Linked DNA regions of Homo sapiens: all the other regions are linked to region 2. Evidence: read pairs that join two places in POLR2A ChIA-PET (ENCODE). Cell type or tissue: OCI-LY7. All regions are shown on one strand. Region 1 overlaps PTPRC (protein tyrosine phosphatase receptor type C). Region 2 holds the start of LOC124904478 (a long non-coding RNA gene). Region 3 overlaps ATP6V1G3 (ATPase H+ transporting V1 subunit G3).

Region 1 (8,000 bases), 57 kb after region 2:
GTAAATGAAAGAAATAGCATTCCATCTAGGTAAAAGAGGAATCAGCATCATTGAAATGTGAATAGCTGTGATTCCTCCTTGCTGAATGGTAACTTTAGAAGAGAGGGAACCCAGGAGTCCATCCAGAGGCTCAAGGAATAAGAGGTTCTCACCCATAGGAAGATGAAAAATACTTTCAGGGTGACCCATGAGGGAAAATCACCAAAGCCTTTGAAATAAAAGATTTTCCCTTTTCTAAGAATAAAAGATGGTGTTATGTCAAGGGCGGCTCGATGGTGTGGATGAAAGAACTATTGGGAATGGCTACTGAAAGATCAAAGGCAAGTGGAACCTCAAAATTCTGGAAGTAGAACGAGTCAGATACAATATAAGAAGTACTTCAAAGGCAAGAAAATAAGAATAATAAAAATACCTTTAGTTGTCAAATGTAAAATTTGTGCCAGTTTTGTCACATTCCATTTTTCAGGAACACTGTAAAGGTATTTTCTATTAATATCAATTTAACTGTACATATCTTCCCATCTATCTTAATTAGTCACTTTTCAAGAACAAATGTGTTATGCTCAAAGCATCCAAAGGACTTTTTTGTTAGCCTTAATAAAATGCTTTCTCTTAAACTAAATTTTAATTTAGTTTACATGTCTACGTATAAGGTGGTTATAGAAAATGAATGTAAAATCACTTCATTAAGTGTAACAAAACAAAATAATATGAGGAATTGTTATACTGTTTAAGCATTTGAAAAACGATAAAGGAGTATAGAAATTTTGTTACCACTACTATGATTAGTTTCTCATTTGGTTTTTCACTTTAAGAATTGGAATAAAAGTTGAAATCTTGATTAAAAAAACAAGAAATGATTCACAAATTATTTTACAAATTGAAATACTGAAATACAGAATGTTCAACCACTGTCAACATGAACTCCTATTCTGTAATTAATCTATTCTATAAACATCTGTATTTGCTAAAGAGCAACAGATCAAGGAAAAGAAAAAATAATCCTTGCCATCCATAGAGCCATGATTTTTGTGGAATCTTCGCTCCAGTTTAAGTTTTGTCAGTGTCTGGAAGAAAATACTTCCCATGGATCATCTTTTTGCTAAAGAGTATTCTTTACATTTTAAAACATATGAATATTTACATAAAGGTGTTTGTGGAAAAGGAAATTATGTGCCTTTTATTTTAATTCACCCATTATTCTATTCCACATGTAAAGTAGAAAATACTACTTTAAGACAAAAGTAAAGCATTATTTATTTAAAGATCTATTTTGTCCATGAATTTTATCAGAGGTAACGCTTCTTAATGTTATTCAGTGCCATAACTTGCCTTTTTTCTAGGCCTCCATTTTATGAACTGAACATCTGGATTTGATGGCAAGAAAACATTTCCTTCCGCTGGCTTTTCTAATAACTCCCTCTTACAGATATGCATGCCTCATGTTTGTTAATAAAATTGACGTGATTTTAATATCTGGTATTTTAACACACTGTGAATTATGGAATTTTCAGTGGCTTTATTTAATTAAATGCATTTTAAAATCCTTACAAAAAAATATTAAGAGTAACTCTAAAATGTATTAGAGCCACAGATGTTTTCCTTTATAGTGTTAATTGATTTAAGGTCCATCAAAATGCTGTTAAAATGTCTAGAGGTTAACAATAACAGTGGCACATGGGTCAGATTAAAATTCTTTTTGAGTAAAATAAATAAATAAATGACAGCTTATTTTCTTCTGATTTAAAAAAATTAGCTAGTGGATTGAAACAACAATGTGATAGCTAAGATTTCATTCTCTCACTTTATAATGAAAGGAGATTTAAAATTAGGGATTATATGGTACACGAAAAATTTATATACACAGATTACAAGTACTAGTTTTTTTAGTGAAGAAAAGACAACTATATATTTTCTCTTTTTATCTGTTGTCCTATTTTACAATTGTAGCAATTAATCTGCCAAACTCTTTAATCAATAAAATATGGTATTTAACAACCAAATTTGGCCCCTCCCTCCCCTTAAATATATTTCCAATGCTCCTTGCTCCATTTTAAACCTGCTGTCCTTTATAAGAGAATAATATATTTTGTAATTTGAGAAAATCATGCAAAGGAAAGTTTCTCAAAATTCACATTAATATGTAATAATAGTAATAAATATGTATAACCATAATATCTTAGAATTTTACAATATTTTATAGAAAACATGAATATTAAAGTGAAAATTTAAACACATCAATTTTTCATGTTAAAATTACTAAGAATGAACTACAGATTCATGAATACTAAGGGCAACTTTTATCTCAGGAAATATATCAGTGGACTGAAAATGTCAAATCAATTCAATTAAATCAGTAATAACACTTTGCTGTTTATGTGGCTGTTTTTTCTTCTATTTTTATTGTCTTAGATTGCATGGATACAATCAAAATAAGTTAATTTGTATACAGGATATAAATGGACCAGAGAATGTGTCTTCTATTAAATAATAACAAATAAGAATACCTTTTATTTTGTGATGGTCTTTACTATTTACTGAGAGACAAGTATTGTTCAAGTTGCCGGTTTTTTTTAATTAGCTGACATATTTCCTGCTTTTATTTGAGTTAGAATTCCTGTACCAAACATTTTAAAAAGAGAAAAAAAATTAAAGAAAGAGAAAAGGAATTTGGAAACTACTATAATGTAAAGTAGCATTATTTATACAACAATTAATTTTAGAGAAGCAAGAGACCTTAGAAATAATCTATTTCAACGCATCTATTTTACAAAAAAGAAAATTGAAACTCATAGATATTTAGTGACTTGTCCTTTGTTACACCAAAAATGAGGGAACTTGGTCTAGAATTCCTCCAGCATATTATGAGGTATTTGTTCTGTGGCCTGATACAATGAAATGAATGTTGGATTAGGCATTTTGGGACAAGTTTTGAATCCTAACTCTATTACTAATTCCTCTTCACTAGACTGAGATTCTGGTATGTGGTATTCAATAAGTGACTTGACTTCTTTAAGCCTGGTTTCTTTTTCAGTGAGATTTACAGCTTAGACTAGTTTCTGAATCTTGACCCTGTGGACAATCTAGTTGGAGAACTGAGATGACCTGGGCATTGTAGGATGTTTAGCAACATTCCTGCCTCTGTAAACTAGACACAGCAGCACATTTACCCAACCTGCTCTGACTGTGACAACCAGAAATGTCTCCAGGCATTGCCAAATGTCAACTGAGGGCAAAATTGCCTACCCTAGCCACCTTAACTGAAAACTACAAACTTCATTGAAATAATTTCTTTATGGCTCCCAGCAGTAACACTGTGCTATTCTAGACCAGTTGGTTAAACTACTGGATGCTTCATCAGAAAGCACCCACTAAGCATCACTCACCATGAAGTTCGTTGGGTACTCTATACAATGAACAAAGGAGATATCACATAATTTTTAAAAAACTTAAAAGATTCACAGGTGAGAATTTTGTAGTAACAATTAAGTATTAACTATTAGAAAAATTTAAGAAGTTTTAACAAAATGATATAAAAATATATTCACTATAAGTAGGATGTAATTTTTGTCCTGTAAGAGTTATCCATGTATTTACGAATTGTACCTACCAGAGGTTACAAAAATTTGGTCATTATTTGAAAGATTAACAGGGACTTATTTCCAATCATAGATGTTCACTATACTATTCTAAGACATTTGCAACTGTGTAAGGCAGTCATTTCCAGTAAGAATTGCTAGAACAAACATTAAGCATTTCACAGTGAAAAGGGTCATAGGTATATTTTCATCCTTTGCATATAGAAGAAATAGCAATCTATTATTCTCAGTTTTTGACTTAAAAGGTATTGTTGCTTCCCTTTCTTTCCCTCCCCTACTCAAGTTTTTGCCCATGGATCCAGATACCTACAAGGGCCTAATACAGGGAAAGTGCACTGTGTATGAGCTATGAAGGCACAATGGAAGCTTGCCTGGCAATCAGTGCCAGAACAGACAGCTAGTCTGATGAATTCTGCTACACATCACAGGGCTACTAGTTTTTTGTTTTTTGTTTTTTTTTTTTTTGTCATACATTACTGCAAGTTCCCTGAGGAAGTTTACTGATCTGTAGTTTTACGAGAAATGCACGTCATGGAGGTGGCGTGGGGGAGCGGGTGAACAAGGAAACTTTAGTTGCTATAAAACAGGAGCTGAGAGCTCAAGCAGGTTGGTTATGTTCTGCCAGATGGAGATAAAACTGTGGCAGCCACATCCTGTGACTAGAAATTGTTTAAGTAGGCAGACCTGTTGGAGGACTAAAGAACATTAGGCAAGGAGATTAAATTAGTGTAGGAAAAAAAATCAGTTTTGTTTAAAACGAAATATCTACTTGTGTTAATAGAACATTCTAACTCCACCATAGGATGGAATCAAGAGGTTTTTTTTTTAATACATATAGTGTATATATATAAATATATATATACACACACACACACTGTATGTATTCCTATGTAGATTAAATATTTTGATTTACCTCTTTCTAGTAAAGCAAAGTTCATTCTGAAATCCAAAATATTCACTTACTAGAGCAGAAAAAAATTAGCTGTGCATTTATGCTGATCACAGTGTAGATAATTAATCTTTAAGAAAGTAGGTTTTTATGTTTATAGTTGATAAAGTGTTAGTGGCAAGAACTTTTTCTGTTATTGAATATTATCATCAGATTACTCGTGCTTTCCATTTTATTCCTTTAAAAAAATCCAACTTTTGTAAGCCACCACTATTTTCTGAAGATTTTATTTCTCTCTAAGCTAAGAAAGGATGTCAAGAATAAACCATTTTCTCCTTTTAAATAAAAATGCATTCACTATAGATATTCATTTGAAATCTCAAACATACCTGAATTAAGTATACTCAGTTTTGTGAGTGAAAATTAATTATTATTTAAAACAAAACAAAACAAAAAAAATGTTCAGTGTTTTCATTTTACTTCTCTTGCTGCTTTTGGGCTCTGACTGGGCCCGGAAGCAGAAGTTGCAAAACATTATGAGAAAACTTTTGCTCTTTTCTTTTTTTTCTTCAATCTCCACCCATATGGAAATACCAGAAATCTGAAACCCCATTCTTGCTAAATATTCTTCTCAGGATTGTATCTCTACTGCAGGTCTTCTATGACGTTTTACAGCTGGCCTCTTTCCATTCAGAATTGCTGTTCATCTTTGAATGTCTCTGCTTTACTCCTGAATGAACACAAACACATTTTTTTTAGGTTTCTTGTTGACATTGGCTTTCTTTATAGCCCATAAAAAATGCATTTGTGGCATCTCTTCCACAGACAAAAATAGTATAATTATGATTCAATACTCGATGAATGTGTGTTAAACTAAACTGTGCCCAAGCTCTGTGCAACAGTACAGGTTTTTCACCTTTCCAGGGGAGAGATGTGGAGCACATATACATTTCAGCCATCCTACATGCCCACAGGGACATCTTTCTGGTCTGTCTCATTGGAATACCCTTCCTTATTTGGTTTTTAGTTTCTTTCTGCTTTAAGCACCTTTCAGAGAGAGAGAGATGTTTTCCTTTGTCTTTGTATAGGCAGTGCCTATCGTTACAGAGTAGCCTTTAAATACATATTTGTTGAATTAATAATGATACACATGAACTGATGAGGCTCTATAATTCTATGAGATAATCTGGTATCGTGGGAATATTTTAGCATGTTTTGTATAGATAGACTGACACTATGACTGGTAATCTGATAGTAAAAATGGCAAAATATTGAGCCTGAGTATTATTTTATTATGTTGCTTTCTTATACAAGGAGGGAATAAAATAAAGTGATGTGGACTGTAATTGTGCTCATGAAAGACACAATGTATACATACCTCCTTGAGACGGAATGATAAGGATAACGTAGAATGTTTACCATGATTTATCAGTCTCTCCTATATAAGAAAAATATTTCTTGTCCTGAAGTGGTAACTTTGGTGAAGTCTTTTGCTTGCTCTTTTACAGACTAATTAACAAGTTTTCTATGCCGGCTCTGTCCTTTCCTCTCCTCTCACCCCTGAAAAGTGGTTAAAAGTTTGGCATTTGTTACCCAGAATACTAAATGTAACACATATGTGGCAAGATTTGATGGAATTGCACTTCTGTTCTTATTATGTTCCTTTCTGGAAAATTATGACAATTTGTGTCCCCTTAGAGAGTGTAGCACAGTTTTCTGGTTGCTCCTCATGATAATCCAAAAAAAAAAATCCAGCTAACCCTTACCTTTTAGAGTAAGAATCTTTAGAAGAAAGAGTGCTTTCATCAAATCATTTGAGAACGTTAAGTTGAATAACTGATACGGTACTACCCTACAGACATGCGCAGGAAGTATCTGCATTTCTGTGGCGTTCTGCTAAGGAAAAGAATTTTCTTTCCAGACAAGATTTTTCAAAATCATATTTTAAAAATATCTTAATGATGAATTTGAAGTTGAGAACCAACTTATTTCAAGTAAAATTAAAATTTTGAGAGATAAGAGAATATACTTTTTTTAAGGTTAGAACTCAGAGGCCATTATGACAATTAATGGGCTAGTGGAGACACCTGGTCTCTAAGAAGGAGACACCAGCTTCTTCATGTTTTGATTTCTGCCTTGTTCTCTTGTCTGTCACCACTAGACACATACTATTTTATAGTAATTACTTGCATATTTTGTAGAAAAGGCAGCTGTGTTTTCTACAAATATTTCACAAATGTTAGTATTGCTCTATGCCAAGGAACAGAAGACAAATTTGTGGAAAAGATACATGTGGCCCCTCCCCAGGTGGGATTTCTTGTGTAGGCCCCATGCAGTGGAGGGACAGAGGGGGCCAGTGCTCATTTTGAGGACACGATAGTTCGGACTGTCTGAGGAAATCGACAGTGTGTGTTTAATGACCAAACCAACATGGCTTTGAAGAATACATATATATTTTTTTTTTTGCTTTTTTTTTTTCATTGCCCAGGCTGGAGTTCAATGGCATGATCTCAGCTCACTGCAACCTACGCTTCCCAGGTTCAAAGAATTCTCCTGCCTCGGACTTCTGAGTAGCTGGGATTACAGGCATGCACCACCATGCCTTGCTAATTTTGTATTTTTAGTAGAGACAGGGATTTTCTATGTTGTTCAGGCTGGTCTCGAGCTCCCAACCTCAGGACCTCAGGTGATCTGCCCGCCTTGGCCTCCCAAAGTATTGGGATTACAGGCGTGAGCCACTGTGCCTGACCAAGAATATTTTTCTTAATTTTTCTGTAAAACTAGTTGTTTTAGTTTTCAAAGAAAGATATTTTGGTAGTTTTTCTTTAAAATGCATATCATCATACAGAAATCATTGTCCACGTATATGGACATATATATCTATATAAATAGATTATATCTATATAAATATATAGATATATTTGTCCATATATATGTCCATATATATATATATATATATATATATATATATATATATGATCTTTTTTTTGATATAGTGTCCTAGACCTGGAATTCCTGTGTTAAAAAATGAAAACATTTTCAGTCTCTTCATATATATTGACAAATGGCTTTCAGAAAAGTTGTTTCCTCTATTCTCTTCCTAACATTGTATGAGTTTCCTTTCACATACTTTTGTCAGAGTTTAATTTTATCATTTTCAAAAGTGTTACTTTTATAAAAACTGGTATTTCTTCAATTTACCATTTTGTGATTAATTTAATTTTTACTGTGTTCAGGGTTTTATCATATGCTTATTATTTACATTTCCTTTGTGAATTGTGTTCCTATGATTTGCACATTTATCTTTTGTGCAGCTGTGTTTAAATTTTGAATATAAAGTTATATGAAAGAGGAAATATGTAATTTACATAAACACACCCAAATATATGTGTGTGTGTGTGTGTGTGTGTGGTGTGTGTGTGTATTCTGTGTTGAAATAAATGGTAGAACCAGGACAACAGGTAGAGGTTATGAGGTTGTCATCTGTGACACAGTCTAGAGGAGAAACTGTG
Region 2 (8,000 bases):
CTCAGTGTTAATGCTAGACACTGCTTTCTCTAATTTTTTGAGTGTTTTTTTTTCCCCTGGCTTTGGATGGATTCCTCACATGCATGTGTTGATCAGTATTCTGCTGAAAAAAGGACCTTCTTCTGCAGGTCTCTGGAGTTGTTTTTTTTGTTTTGTTTTTTTTTGGGTTTTTTTGGTGCAGCTTTCTATTTTCATATACTATATCCTGAAAACTCCAGCTGTGTTGGCCTCCCCAGACTCTTGGTTTCATCTCCTCAACTCAGGAAGTTCTCTAGGCTGTACTTGCATTCCTCTTCCCTGTTCTGAGGTCTGGATTATTTTTTTAAATCAATAAGCTGAGGAAAATTAGAGATCACCTTGATTGACTCCAGTCTTTCAGAAATTATTGTTTTTTATTGTTTGATGTCCAATGTATCGAAGATCATTGTCTCATTTTTTTACTTGTTTTTGGTGACCATGAAGAAAAATTGAGCAGGGTAGGGGATAAAGGAGAGTGTGGAATAGATTTGGTTACATTACTTGAGACCCTCTTTGAATGATTAATGTGAAGATACACTGAAGGAATTGAGGGAGTGAGCCATGAGGCTATCTTGAGGAAGAACATTTGAGGCAGAAAGATAAGCAAATTTAAGAAGAGCAATAGGAGCATGACTGACTTGCCAAAAAACACTGTGGGGGTCACTGTAGCTTGAGACAGTTCACAGGACTGAGAGGATGAGACTGGAGAGAGAACCAAGTGCTCAAATAATACGAACCTTTTAGGAAGAAAGCACTGTGGTTTTATTCTAAGTGTGATGAGAAGCTATTGTAAGATTTTCAGCAATAGTGTATGTGTCAAAGAAAAATATTTAACATTTTAAAGAATAACATGTTGGATGCTGTGTAGAAAATTGATTGCAAGGGGTCAAGAGTAAACGTAGATTTGGACAAGGGTAGTAACAAATGATACAATTATAGAATATCTTAAGGGAAGTGCTGATAAAATTTGATGGATTGGGTGGATATGAGGGAAAAAAAGGAATAAAGATTTATTTCCAAGTTTTTTGCCCAAATCATGGTCTCATATACTAACATGGATAACAATGGAGAGGAAAGTTTTATTGAGGAAAATTGAGTTATGTTAAGTTTGAGATGCAAGTTGAAATGTCAGGTAGGCAGTTATTCAAGTCTGGACACCAAGGAAGAGACGGAATATTTTAGAGTCCTCAGCATACACATGGCGTTGTGTGGAGATCAGTAGGAAGAGTGAGGCTAAATAAGTCCATGGACTGGTTCTGGTGCATTTTAAACTTCAGAGGCTGGAGAATTGAGACTGAATCAACAAAAGACAAAGGAGTAGAAGCCAATGATATGGGAAAAAAATCAGGAAAGTATGGCATCCTGGGAGCCAAGCACAGAAAATACTTCAAGAAATAGGAAGGGGTCAACCATGTCTAATGTTGCTGAGAGATTGAGTAAGATAAAAAGCAAAAATTGACGTTGGATTATTCAAAGTGCAGGTCTTCCGTGATTGTTTCTTATTATCCCACAAAGCCTCAAATCTTGGAGGCATTTCATGTATTAAATTAAATTTATAAGACTAAGATTCTGCCTTCATCCACTATCCCTGAGGTTGAATGATAATTTTACTTTTCTTATGTGTCTGTGATTAAATCCAGAGATACTCGCTGTTTTTCATTTTTCACTCACTAGATTGTTAAAACTTAATATGGGAGCCAGTGCCTTATCATCTGAGGAATGATAGAGGATGTTCCTATAAGGTTTGCCCTCATAAATCTGCATCTGTCTAGCAAGGTGAGGGGTAACCTAGTAGCATATGGGCTCACCTTGTGTCCAGGAACAAATCAACTTGTCTTGATCATAACCTAACGTAAAAAGCCAGACTTATATGCAGAATTCATTTCTCTGTTTACTTTCAAATGTTGGCACACTATGTATGTACCCCAAAAGATACTGGGAATTCACAAAAACCCAAATATACAGTTTGGTAAAGACAATCTACTTTTACCCAGTTAAAGATACTTCGCCACTTCTTGAGAGTAAAAACAATAAGAATAAAACTTCAAAAGAAAATAATTAACTGTAAAGCCTATTTTCCTGTTTGTGCTTTTTACTTTAGATTATTATTTATTTAAACACTAAAGAGGAATTTCTAAAGTAATGTCTATAAGGAAGCAAATGAATTTAGCCAATACTTTATGTGCCTGATTCAACATGTTGGTTAAGTTTTAATTTTACAAGTACAGTTGGCTCACTAAAGCCATTACATTCTTTGTATCTGAGTTGACTGTACACTACACAACAAATTTCTTACTATATCATCTAGATGTCATTTAGGGGAGTTTAAATAATCCACAGGTAATACAACTTCTAAGTGAAACAATGTCTTTATTTTTCAGACTTGACAGTAGCCTTAGTGAAAAAGTACTGTGAAAGTTTTCAAGTGTTAGAGAGAAAGTGGAAGTGGGTGCTTGGTATAAATGTGCCACTCTGTCCCCAGTGCCAAGGGCCCTGTGGTGAAGCTCTTCACAGAGGAAGTTTAGCTCTTCCACAGAGGTGCAAGGAGCTAGCTACCCACTTGATCGTCCTTCTTCCCAACCTTACAAAGGGAACATTCCAATTATCTGACTGAAAAGTGAGAAAAGGAAGAAAATGGAAGAAAAATCTGTTACTTTTCAACCATACAACTTCATATTTTTAAAGTCAGTAGGGGCCAGGCATGGTGGCTCACGCCAGTAATCCCGGCACTTTGTGAGGCTGAGGTAGGCAGATCACTTGAGGTCAAAAGTTTGAGACCACCCTGGCCAACATGTTGAAACCTAATTTCTACTAAAAAACACAAAAATTAACCAAGGATGGTGATATGCAGCTGTAATCCCAGCTACTCAGTAGGCTGAGGCAGGCGAATCGTTTGAACCCAAGAGGTCACACCACTGCACTCGAGCCTGACTCCGTCTCAAAGAAAAGAAAAACATCAGTAGGATTGAAGTATGAAAAGAGCCAGGGTTTTAAATGATAGCTTCTCTCACACAAGAGTGAAGGGAATAGGTTAAGAACCTCTCCCCTACTTTAACACTCTATTTTAAGCATCTTAAAAAATATTACTTTCTTTGCTATCCTTGACTTTAATAAATCATAAAATGAGACTAAAACATGACCCATTCTATTGGGCCTTCAAAAAACCCATATTTTGTTATTGGACATTTTGTATTCAATTAGAGAATCTTTACTGAACATCTCCAGGATGGCTAGTCCTGATCTAGATCCCCAAGTTCTTTAAATAGTGGAGAGGAGCTCAGGCTCTGCTTTAATGAGGGTTTTTGTCAAGAAAAGTAGGTTATACAATGGAAAACAACAACCAACATCTCAGAGACTTAACAGAACAAAAGTTAATTTCTTGCTTGTACTACCTGTCCACAAGGTTTGGCAGGAGTCTTTCTTTCTTTGTTCACTGTAGTCACTCAGAGATCAGCTATCCATCTGCCCCCAGGATCATGTGGCAGGGAATAGGTCGCTTGGTGAATCATACCCGGGCTTTTAACCCTGCCACCCAGAAGTCACACATCACTTGCGTTCACATTTCATTGGGCCAAGCAAGCGTGATGGTGGAACTATTCAGGCTTGAATAGAGAACAACAAAGCCACATCGTTAAACCAGATGGTGGTGGTCAAAGTTCATGGTTGGGTTATCAAGCCATGGTTAGAAACACAGCTGCCGATATCTGGGGCTGTAACAACTGCAGGTCTAATGATCCAAGGCCAGGAACAAAGATTAAGGGAGCACTCTAGGGATGGGAGAACCCATGGTGAGACTTAGCTGCATTGTAACAGAACAGACTTAGAGAGGCAGATAGCAGAGCCTCCCTACAGTATCTAGAATGTGCATCTAGAAGCTTTCCATGCTCACTTCCTGTTTCCCCTGGTATTTATTCAAATGTCAATTACAAAGAACACAAAATGTCTAGTACTTTATAGCCTCCTTATGTTTAGGTTTCACTCCTGACCTCAAAGACCTTAAAACTAAGTAGATTCTGAATTTTTCAAATTATTTCAGGGTATTGCAACAATGGACATTTTATTTGATTGTATACTTATTTTTCTACTGGAAACTGTACTTGAAAACAGTTAACTAAACATCTATTTACCCTCTCACAGTAAAATTTCTATGGCTATTGTTCTGGAGGTGGAGTGGCTAATATTTACTGAGCCCTTTCTCTCTGCTAGACATTTGATAGGCATTGTAATACAGTAGTGGCCCTTTATCTACAGAAGATACATTCCAAGACTCCCAGTGGATACTGAAACCTTGAATAGTACCAAACAAATTGACATCAATTGAAATATATTTCTGTTCATGTCCTCCACCCACAATTTTTTTTTTTTAAACAGCGTCTTGCTGTGTCACCTAGGCTGGAATGCAGTGACCTGATCATGGCTTACTGCAGCCTTGACCTGCAAGGCTCAAGCAATCTCCTGCTTCAGCCTCCCAAGGAGCTGGAACTATAGGTGTTTACCACTACATCCAGCTAATTTTTTTGTTGGAGCCCACACACAGAATCCCCACTGGGGTGCTGCCTAGTGGAGCTGTGAGAAGAGGGCCATGGTTCTCCAGACCCCAAAATGGTAGAGCAACTGACAACTTGCACTGTGTGCCTGAAAAAGCCACAGGCACTCAACGTCAGGCCATGAAAGCAACCATGGGGGCTGTACCCTGCAGATCCACAGGGCCGGAGCTGCTCAAGGCCTTGGGAGTCTACCCCTTGCATCAGTATGCTCTGGATGTGAGATATGGAGTCAAAGGAGATTATTTTAGACCTTTGAGATTTAATGACTGCATTCCTGGGTTTTAGGCTTGCATGGGGCCTGTAGCCCCCTTGTTTTGGCAATTTCTCACATTTGGAATGGGAGCATTTGCCCAATGCCTCTACCTTCATTATATCTTGGAAGTAACTAGATTGTTTTTGATTTTGTGGACTCATAAGCAGAAGGGACTTGCCTTGTCTCAGATTACACTTTGAACTTGGACTTTTGAGTTAATGCTGGAATTAGTTTAGACTTTCAGGGACTGTTAGGAAGGCATGATTGTGTTTTGAATTGTGAGAAGGACATCAGATTGGGAAGGGACCAGGGGAGGAATGATGTGGTTTTGCTCTGTGTCCCATCCCCAAATCTCATGTTGAATTGTAATTCCCGACATTGGGGGAGGGACCTGGTGGGAGGTGATTGGATCACAGGGTAGGATTTCACTCATGCTGTTCTCTGATAATGAGTCAGTTCTCACGAGATCTGATGGCTTAAAGTGTGTGGAACATCTCCCTTCACTCTGTCTCTGTCCTGCCACCATGTGAAGAAGGTATTTGCTTCACTTTTACCCTCCACCATAATTGTAAGTTTCTTGAGGCTTCCCAGTCATGCTTCCTGTTAAGCCTGAAGAACTGTGTAAGCTCCTTTTCTTTGTAATTACCCAGTCTCAGGTAGTATTTTACAGCTGTGTGAGAATGGACTCCATGTGGGCTCCAACTCCACATTTCCCCTCATTGCTGCCCTAGTAGAGGTTCTCTATGAAGGCCCCTCCACTGCATCAGACTTCTGCCTGGACACCCAGGTGTTTCCATACATCCCCTGAAATTTAGGAGGAGGTTCTCAAACCTCAATTCCTGCCTTCTGCGCAACTGTAGGCCAAACACCACTTGGGGCTTGCATCCTCTGAAGCAATGGCCCTGGGCCTGGCCCACAAAACCATTTTTTCCTCCTAGCCATGGGCCTGTAATGGGAGGGGCTGCTGAGAAGGTTTCTGAAATGCCCTGAGACATTTTTCCCATTGTCTTTGCTATTAACATTTGACTCCTCTTTACTTATGCAAATTTCTGCAGCTGGCTTGAATTTTTCCCAAAACATGGGTTTTTCTTTTCTACTGCATGGCCAGGCTGCAAATTTTCTAAACTTCTATGCTCTGCTTCTCTTTTAAATATAAGTTCAAGATTCAGATAATCTATGTTCATGCATATGAGCATATATTTTAGAAACAGCCAGGTCACATCTTGAATGCTTTGCTGCTTAGAAATTTCTCCCGCCAGATACCCTAAATCATCTCTCTCAGGTTCAAAGTTCCACAGATCTCTAGTGCAGAGGCAAATGACACCAGTCTGTTTGCTTAAAGGATAGCAAGAGTGACCTTTACTCCAGTTCCCAGTATGTTCTTCATCTCCATTTGAGAACACCTCAGCTTGGACTTCATTGTCCATATCACTATTGGCATTTTGGTCAAAACCATTCAACAAGTCTCTAGGAAGTTCTAAACTTTCCCACATATTCCTATCTTCTGAGCTTTCAAAACTTTTCTAACTTCTGCCTATTACCCAGTTCCAAAGTCAGTTGCACATTTTCAGGTATCTTTATAGCAATACCCCACCCTTCTGTTACCAATTTTCTGTATTAGTGTGTCCTCACACTGCTATAAAGAACTACCTGAGACTGGGTAATTTATGAAGAAAAAAGGTTTAATTGACTCATAGTTCTTCAGGCTTAACAAGAAGCATGAATGGGAAGCCTCAGGAAACTTACAATCATGGCAGAAGGTGAAGGGGAAGCAAACACTTTATTCACATGGTGGCAGGAGAGAGAGAGTGAGCAAAAGTGGAAGTCCCACACACTTTTAAACCATCAGATCTTGTGAGAATTCACTTGCTATCATGAGAACAGCATGGGGGAAATCCAGCCCCTGTGAGTCAATCATCTCCCAAGAGGTTCTTCCCCCAACTTTGGGAATTACAATTCAACATGAGATTTGGGTGGGGGCAGAGCCAAACCACATCAATATTTATTGCCTTCTTAACAAGATGTCTGGAGTAGGATATTTCAGTTTTGATTTATCAGAATTCTGGGTGAATATTTAGTGATTTATAGGACTTCTTAACACTGCTACCCAGAAATGACACCTCACTTGCATTCCCATTTTATTGGTCCAAGCAACTATGATGACAAGACTATTCAGGCATGAGGAGAGACAGCCAAATCACATTATTAAACCAAGTTGTGGCTCATGGCTCACATGTCAGAGAACACAAGGAGAAAGTGAAGCGACATCTACAGTAGAGCAAGGGAAAGACTAGGGAGAACAGGATAAGGGAGAGAGTGAGGAAAGAGCGAGACAAGAGGTGGTATATCTGACTCTCTTCTTTTATCAGATAAGAAACATCTTTCTAGGAACACATGCAGCAGAAGCATGCTTTCACTCACTTCTTGTTGGCAATAACAAGTCTACCTGGCACTCCCTAGCTATAAGGGAAGTTGAAAAAGGAAGTATCTGACTTTTTAAAAATTTGTTGTGAAAAGAGAGAGGAGTTAGGGAACCCCCATTAGATAATTTAGTCAACTATGACTTCCATATTCCTCCCACTCAATGGTAAATGATTAAAAAGTAGTTTAGTAGGTCAGCCCCAGAATTCACTTCATTACCCAGCTTCATCATCAAAACTATACTTTAATTCAAAATTCAAAATATTATGTCATCCAGTTTATCAAGAAGCCCATATAGTTTTGATATTTTCTTTTGATTTCTGTATGAATTTGTCATGAAACTTTTAATTTCTTTACAAACAGGTTTCTGATTTTGAACCTTTCCACCTTCAAATTTCACCCTCACCCTCATCACCCTCTTCAAATTCAAAGCCTCAAGTCTTGTCAATCTTACCTCAAAACTATATCTGGATCCTGTTGATTTTTCTCCATCTCTTTCTTTCCATTCTTTTTTCCAAGCATCAAGCATCATTAATTTTCATTTTGACCAATGCGCTAGCTCCCTGGCTGATATCCTTACATCAGTTCTTGGATCTCCATAGTACATGCATCATATTATGCAAAGTTTTTAAAGGAGAGCTTTTAAAAATGTAAGTCAGATTAATTTTTTTTTGAAAAATAGCAAAAAAAAAGGAATAAAAATGTAAGTTAGATTTTGTAACTCCTTGCTTAAAACTTTTGATAATCTTCCCATTGTGCAA
Region 3 (8,000 bases), 63 kb before region 2:
ATTGTAGATCTATGGATATAGCAGTGAAAGCCACAAACTTTTTGTTTCATGGAGTTTGTGTTCTGAATGTAGTTGGGGAGATAAAAATAGAAAATGGACAATAAGTATATAATATGACAGGGATGATGGTGAAGAAGAAAGGAGAATAAGGGGTAAAGAAAGATGGTGGATTCTACTTTAGACAGATCAGGCCTCTCAGATGAAACAATATGTGAACAGAGGCCTAAAGGAATAAGGCAACTAGTCATGCAGATATCTGAAGGGGGAGAGTCTTCCAGGCAGGGGGAAGGGTCCTCCAGGCAGAGGGAACAGCAAGTGCAGAGGCCCTGAGGTGGGAGGATATTTGCCATGCTGAAGGAAGAGCAAAAACACCATCATGGCTGGAGCAAAGAGAACAGGATATTCAATCATGAATGTTAGGAGATGGTATTAGAAAGATAGTAGCACGACCAGGTCATATTGATCTCACAGGGCACGGTAAGAATTTTGGTCTTTGGAATACTAAATTCATGAAGGGTTCTTAGCCAAGGCATGACATAATACTACTTGTAATTTAAAAGGATTTCTTGGCTAGGCACGGTGGCTCATGCCTGTAATTGCAGCACTTTGGGAGGCTGAGGCAGGTGGATCATGAGGTCAAGAGATCGAGACTATCCTGGCCAACATGGTGAAACCCGGTCTCTACTAAAAATACAAAAATTAGGTGGACATGGTGGTGCGTGCCTGTAGTTCCAGCTATTTGGGAGGCTGAGGCAGGAGAATCGCTTGAACCCAGGAGGCAGAGGCTCAGTGAGCCAAGATCACGCCATTGTATTCCAGCCTAGCAACAGAGTGAGACTCTGTCTAAAAAAAAAAAAAAAAAATTTCTTTGGCTGGTGTGGTGAAAATAGAAAATACACTATAGGGGTAAAGGAGAATCAAGAAGATCAGTCTGAAATTTGTTGCAATTGTTCAGGCAAATTTAATAATTGCTGGAAATGGTAAAGTAGTAGTGGAGTTAGCAAGAAGAGGGTAGATATATTTTGGAGGTGGAATTGATACATGAGCATGAGAGACAGATATGAGTCAATGATGGCACCAACATTTTATTTTGGGGATGGAGTCAATACTGCAATTTCGTTGATATGCCTATTCAACATCCAATAGTGATGCTGAGACAGCTGGTGTTTATATGAACTTAGAGATCAGGGAAGCAACGAGTGCTGGGAATATCAAGTTTGGGAGTCATCAACTTGAAGCTGGTCTGTAAAGCCATGAGATCAGATGAGAGCACCTCAGAAGTATCTGCTGATAACCAAGAGAACAGGTCCAAATTGGGGTCCGACTTTAAGGATTGAGAAGACAACAGGAAGCCAACCATGAGAGTAGTGTTCCAAAGTCAAATGAAGAAAGAGTTTCAAAGAGGAAAGAGGGATCTAATTATGAATGAGATATTGAATTAATATTGGGTTTAGCAAGACTGGTGATCTGGGCAAGAGGAACTATTGGTGGAGTTATAGGAAGAAGTGTTCAATAGAAAATGGAATGAAACATTGTAGACACAGGGAACATAGGCAACTTCTCTGAGAAGTTTTAACCAACAAAGGGGAACAAAGAAAATAAAATAAGGGCTCAAGGTGGTCAAGTGGATTTGACAGCTAGAGGATTTAATTGTGCCCCCCGAAAACATATGTTGGAGTCCTAACTCCTGGTACCTCTGATGTAACCTTACTTGGAAATAGGGTCTTTGCAGATGTAATCAGGTTAAAATGAGGTATAAGGGATTAAGACAGGTCCTAAATCCAACAACTGGTTCTCTTATAAGGGAAATTTGAATACAGAGGCACAGAGTCAGAGCAGACACACAGGGAGGAAGGCCATGTATTGATGGAGGTATACATTAAAATGATGCAGCTGCGAGACAAGGAGTGCCAAGGATGGCTGGCTACCACCAGTGACCAGGAAGGAGGCATGGGGGTTTCTCCCTCGGTGCTTCCAGAAGGATCCAACCCTGCTGGCACCTTCTGTTTGGACTTCTGGCCTCCAGAATGGTGAGATAATCAATTTCTGTTTAAAGCCACCTAGTATATGGTAATTTGTTACAGCGTCTCTAGGAAACAAATGCAGAGAATCAGCAAGGAGCATAGAGAAAACAATGCTAGTTGAGCATTGGAGACAAAGCCAGATACCCTAGTGTGGTGAAAATAGTAGGTATTGAAATGAATGTGCCACCTGACAAAAATATGCATAAACAGTTCAGAAGCCATTTTTATTTGCTGTATAAACAAAGGGTACTTTGGTAATGTTTGAAGATTTCTGTTAGTAATAACAACTTTTGATCTATTCTACCACTCAGAAAACAAAGCAAAACCAAACCAAACAAAACTTCTTGGCTTTGGGCGATTGTCAATATTGTGATAAAACCAACCTGATTCAAAGAATGCTATTATTTTTCCCAGTGACTACAAACATTGGGAAAGAAATGTCACCAGAAAAACAAAGAGGCAGCCTCTCCTTTGGTGACTGTCACTGCTAGAGCTTCTCTTACACTAAATTTATTTCCTGTCAGATCTCTGCTTCCTGAATGTTTTCTTTTGCTTTTCTTCTACTTGTATTTTCCTTATTAAAAATACAATAAATAGTTTTGTGTAGCTCCTGGACTGAATATAACCAAATGCTATTAATAGATGAAAATGCTCTGTGGTTATTATTTTAATATTACCCACCTGAAGAAATGAAAGCCCAATACACTTACAAATACCCTGTTAGTCTGTGGACTATAAAGGAAGAGGAAGTATTTACAAGCCTACAAAACATGCAAGACAGGGCCATGAAATTCTTATATAACAACTTTTATTTTATTAGTTTATTAAAAGTCTTGTCTTTATGAACAAAAACATCCACTTGCATAGTGAAGAATTTATTAAATTGAGGTGCTTGTTTAAATAATTCAGAATATATGCATATTTGGAAGCAAATAGGAAATTTGCTGATTTAAAAAAATTATTGATGGTTGGCATCCTATAGACTCACAAAAATAAATCTGAATTACAGTATTATCTGATGTATTATCTAGAATGCAGAAATATTTTCTTAAGTATGTATTTTGCCTCATAGTGGACCATGCTTAAGAAATCTCCAGGACTTTTTTGCTGTTTTTGCAACAAAATTCTTTTTATTGGATATTAAAATAATATTAACAGCTAAAATTTCTTGAGCACCTTCTATATGCCAAGTGGTGTTTTAAGTCTTTTATAAGAGTTAACTCAGTTAATCATGACAACTCCATGAGGTAGGTACTGTTAGTATCTCCATTTTGAGGCTGAGGAAACAGGCACAGCAAGGTTAAGAGGTAACCCACCCAAGGTCACACAGCTAATAAGAAGCAGAAGTTAGACTGGCATCCAGGCAGAGCAGCTGTAGGGGGTGAGTACTGACCATACTATTTTGGGAGAAAGCTAGAGCAGTGTGTTCTTCACTTGTATTACAATTGTCTGTAGCTTTTAGACATTTTTAATATAGCTATTTGTTCCATTTTTCTCATATCCAGATTAGAAAATTTACATTTTTTTTTGCTATTTCTTTCAATCTATATCCTGTAATGCAATTTGTAATTTTTAGTTAAGCACAAATGCTACTTTCTGCAGCTTCCAAAGTAAATAAATTGAGTGTTTATTTCTAGGAGAGTATGCCATGTATGTTCAGAAATGATTTGGGAATATGAGTTCTTTATGTGATGTTGAATTGCATGCATTTGAGTATTTCAGAACAATGTTAATGCAGAGCTATAGGGTTTTAAAAGTTTGCAATGGGTGTAAGTGAAGTAAATACTTCTCTTAAAAAAGGTCATGACTAAAAGTAAAAATGCAACATATTTCAGAGAAACACAAGTCTCTGTTCCTCCTGTTGATAATGGTACTTTGAATTTCTAATCTAATTCTGATTGAAGTTTCAGTTCAATACCCCAAACCTGGAGCTCCATGGCAGATCTCTGATGTTTAGGTAACTTGTCTTGGACCAACACACCCACTTTTATGTTTTGATTAATGAACAATTTATTAAGTAAAGAGCATTGAATCTAGGTAAGATAATTTAAAGTAGTGCAAACTACTGTGATTTCATCTAAATTCAACCAAAATAGTAAGGCAGTTTTGCACATAAAAATGAGTGAGAGCTTTAACTAATAAATATAACCTGTAATCAGTGAATACAGGAAAGTATCTGAACATTTCTAGTCATCTTACCAGAAGCAGTCCCAGTCTCTTCGTTTTAGGAAAAGTAGATGCAGAACTTACAGCAGGGGTAAAAACAAATGGAATGAGATCATTCTAGTCTATATCATTCTTCTATCATTATTACTTACAGTAACATACAAAAATACATGACATATATTAAAAATAAAAATAACTCTAGTGTGTATTTTGCTTTACTATCTTACACATATTTTTCTGATTCTTACAACCTCTTGGTCATATGTGTGTGTGTGTGCGTGTATTATAACTTCTATTTTTATTTACAGAAAGAAAGTCTGAAACTTGGAGATGTTAAATGACATTAAGAATTGTAGGTTTTCAACTCAAGCCAATGCTTTTATACTCTACTACTTCCCAGTCTGACTTCCGAAGCCTGTCCACATTCCTGCCCATGTCCCTGTCAGATTTCATCTCTCTCAGTAGCTGGTGGATGTCTTGAGAGCAGAGACTTGCATATTCAATTTCTATAGACCGCGTGGCCTTCTGGAGAGTTCTTGATACATCAGGTTCATAATCCCTTATCAGTATCCCTAAAGGCAAAACACTTAGACCATATACTGTATCATGTAGCAACTGCACCAGGATCTGAGGCTGTTCTCCTTAATGGAATATATTAATATTTTTTCAGCATAATATAAAAATAACCATATTAATCTTGTATTTTCCTGAAATGATTAACATGTGAATTGCTGTTTTCTTTCTCTTTCCCTCTTTCTCGCCCTTCCTTCTTCCTGTCTTTCTTTTTCTTAAAAATAATACACTCAAGAGTCTTGTTCTAGCACTTTATGCCCAAGTTTCTGAGAGTCTTGCAAATAAATGGATTTAAGAAAGAGAAAATGACCATAGACCTTCTACAATGGTGTTCACTATTGTGACTTCTTGGTCCTCATTCTGAATATCATTCTGCCTTAATATGTCAGAATTTCAAATGAATCTTTGTATGAAAAAATAAAGCAAAAGTATATGGGTTTACTAAAATGATAACTATCTTTACCTCTCCTGTCATCATGCCTCCTTTCCCTTTTTAAAATAGTCATTTGTGCATTTATCTCACTGGGAAGTTCTTTAAGGAAGAACTAGGTCTTATTTATCAGTGTAAACATCAAAGTGGCCTGGAATTAGTAGATACCCAATAAACACTTATTGAATTAAATAAATGAAACAAAAACCACTGAAACATTAGGGAAGTTATAACATACTGGTATATAAGGTAATATTTCTATTTTGCCATAGATCGCTTATGTGAGTAAGCTGTTGTAACTATAAACTTTAATACCTGCTGATAGCTTTAAGAAAACAGTTTCTATCCAGTTAAAACTGACCTCAACGCCTGTGGCTTCTGAGGCAAAGAGGACAGGCTGACATTCTCCATAAAACTGAGTGCAGAGGTTAGTTGTTGAAAGTCAAAATATTTTCCAGAATGTCTTTAAAGCCTGGGTATTTACTATTACTGGTTGAATATCCCCTTGAATATTCATGAACAAAGACATGGTAGATTAAGAAAAAAATATGCAGGTATTTTAAGTTACTGGCAAATGAAATGAACATTTTTGTATAGAAATAAGACAGTATGTACTTTTCAATACTGAATTCTGAGGAAAGATTGCCCAAGGACAGCATATTCACTAGAGAAAAGCAAAAGAAATTGGACTTTTATCTTTATTCTGAAATTTGAAGCCAGGTTGCCCTTAGCGGCTCCCACCCCAAAACAGCTTGCATGTATAGCAATTCTTTTATTCTTTAATGACTCGAAAAAAGGAGAAATAGTTGGTAAAAATTATTTGAGTCATACAATAATATTGATTAATCTATACTCAATATTTCATTTTGTATCCTCCATAATGAGAAAGCAAAGGCAACATAACTATCACATCTTTAAATTATCTGGTCTTCTGTTCTGAAAGTTTTAAATATTGTTAAAGAAGTTTTTAAAAAGGCCTGGCACAGTAGCTCACTCCTGTAATTGCAGTAATTTGGGAGGCAGAGGCAGGTGGATCTCTTGAGCTCAGGAGTTTGAGACCAGCTGAACAACATGGCGAAACCCCGTCTCTACAAAAATACAAAAATTGGCCGGGTGTGGTGGCGTGTGTCTGTGGTCCCAGCTACTCTAGAGGCTGAGGTATGGCTTGAGCCTGAGAGATGGAGGTGGCAAGGAGCCCAGATCATCTGCATTTCAGCCTGGGAACAGAAGCAGACCCTGTCTCAAAAAAAAAAAAAAAGAAGAAGAAGAAAAGAAAACCCTGAAATTTTTAAAAAGGGAAAATTCTCTATGCCGCTTCAACCACAGGTCCTGAACTGCTTTGTTTTCTATAAAACTACTCTACATTCATATCATCTTGCAACTATTTCCACACTTCGTTGTAGAAAAAGAAATTGAGAAATAGGTAAAGTTTGCCTTCACTATCTTTCTTCTTCCTTTCCTCTTCTATCATCTCCACCTGGAGTCATTCCTTTTATGTTGTTGATGCCCACATTGCTGAGTGTTCAGGAAATCTATTTATCTTAAGAAAAGGAAATGATTTTACCTGTGGTTGAAAACTTTAGTGTACCTGCCTTATTTCTGACTGACTTTCTTATGTTGTAATATATTCCTTCATTTCATTCATTACGTTTAAATAATTCAGTACCTACTCCAATCCCATCACTACATTCATCCAAAGAGTTACATAAGTAACATTTTGAAAATATGGCCCCTGTTTTGCCAGACTGAATCTAATTGCAGAGGCAGGACACACAAGGAGAGTGAATGACACTACAAATTATTGTAGATTGAATAATGAGGTGATATGAAATGGGATAGTGAAAAAAATGTCTTGGCCTTGGGAATCTGAATTCCAGTTGTAGATCTGAGACATATTAATTTTTTTATTATGCAAATTGTGTAAATTTTGTAAAGCACAGTGGTTAAGATCTGGGCTTGGAAATTATAGCTCATCTAAATCTTGTCTCTACCATTTACCCTCTGTGTGACCTTAGACAAGTTGTATAATTTCTCTAAGCATCACTTTTGCTTTTTCAGTAAAGGTTGTGAGGAATAAAGATAAGCAATGAGCATGGTGCCTGGCACAATATTTTCTATTTTTAAAATATAACCTTGAACAAATCAGTGACTCCATTTCTGCATACATTGGGAATAATGTTAATATCCTATTCATTTGGCTGTTGTATCAAAGAGAATAGAAAAGGTGTTGAAGTTCATTGAGGACATTCTATATGTAAGTACATGAATGCATGACCAAATGAAAAGAGAGCTGAGTACAGTGGCAAGTGCCTGTAGTCCCAGCTACTTGGCAGGCTGAGGCAGCAGGATCTCTTGAGTCCAGGAGTTGGAGTTCAGCCAGGGCAACATAGTGAGACCCTCATCTCTTAAAAAATAAATTAATAAAAATAAAAAGAGAGGTAGAAAATGAGAATAAAATGAAAATATTTTAAAATATTAGATGTTAAAAAGCTACCAAGAGAGGGATGAGAATGAGCCATTATTATTCTGATTTTATGGAAATGAAAACTGATGCTTATAAAAAATAAGTAATTTGCTCAGGTTTACTCACTAATAAGTAGATTCAATCCAGAGGTTTTCTACCCCCTAACAATGTTGAGAAAACAGGCATGGCATAGCCAAGGCTTAAGCCCACATCTCTATAATCTTAATGTCCATGAACACATGACCTCTCAAAAGGATCTGAATGAGGAAACTTCATCCCTGCTCTAGAAATAAGGAACATATGGCTGGGTAATTTTAATGAATGGGTGAAGGTCTCACAGGGA

What was found. ChIA-PET counts read pairs that join two places held together with the same protein. Peaks named below come from ENCODE experiments on the same cell type or tissue, not always from the same donor. Only the 100,000 strongest peaks of a DNase experiment are listed, where the experiment ranks them.
Region 1: POLR2A ChIA-PET joins it to region 2 with 15 read pairs; 9 of 35 experiments call an interaction of 5 or more read pairs at or near these places.
Region 3: POLR2A ChIA-PET joins it to region 2 with 22 read pairs; 6 of 35 experiments call an interaction of 5 or more read pairs at or near these places.

Annotation. Positions count from the first base shown.
Region 1 is chr1:198,652,604-198,660,603 of GRCh38, forward strand. All of the region lies in intron 2 of PTPRC (protein tyrosine phosphatase receptor type C), which reads left to right. It overlaps PTPRC-AS1 (PTPRC antisense RNA 1), which reads right to left. Exons shown (of 3, transcript NR_199042.1): 3 at 4,950-5,218. Among named protein-coding and RNA genes, the nearest start is that of PTPRC-AS1, 11 kb to the right of the region's middle. In OCI-LY7, no CTCF peak of the experiment used is centred here; DNase peaks (open chromatin) are centred at 4,218 and 5,088; H3K4me3 peaks cover 4,502 bases; H3K27ac peaks cover 6,689 bases.
Region 2 is chr1:198,595,356-198,603,355 of GRCh38, forward strand. LOC124904478 (a long non-coding RNA gene) reads right to left here and starts at 3,513. Exons shown (of 2, transcript XR_007066781.1): 1 at 3,411-3,513; 2 at 2,369-2,628. In OCI-LY7, CTCF peaks have their summits at 743 and 3,757; DNase peaks (open chromatin) are centred at 686, 2,516, 2,896, 3,636 and 2 weaker places; H3K4me3 peaks cover 5,015 bases; H3K27ac peaks cover 5,527 bases.
Region 3 is chr1:198,532,456-198,540,455 of GRCh38, forward strand. The region is part of intron 1 of ATP6V1G3 (ATPase H+ transporting V1 subunit G3); the gene reads right to left. Among named protein-coding and RNA genes, the nearest start is that of ATP6V1G3, 4.2 kb to the right of the region's middle. In OCI-LY7, no CTCF peak of the experiment used is centred here; DNase peaks (open chromatin) are centred at 2,636 and 3,376; H3K4me3 peaks cover 1,340 bases; H3K27ac peaks cover 1,380 bases.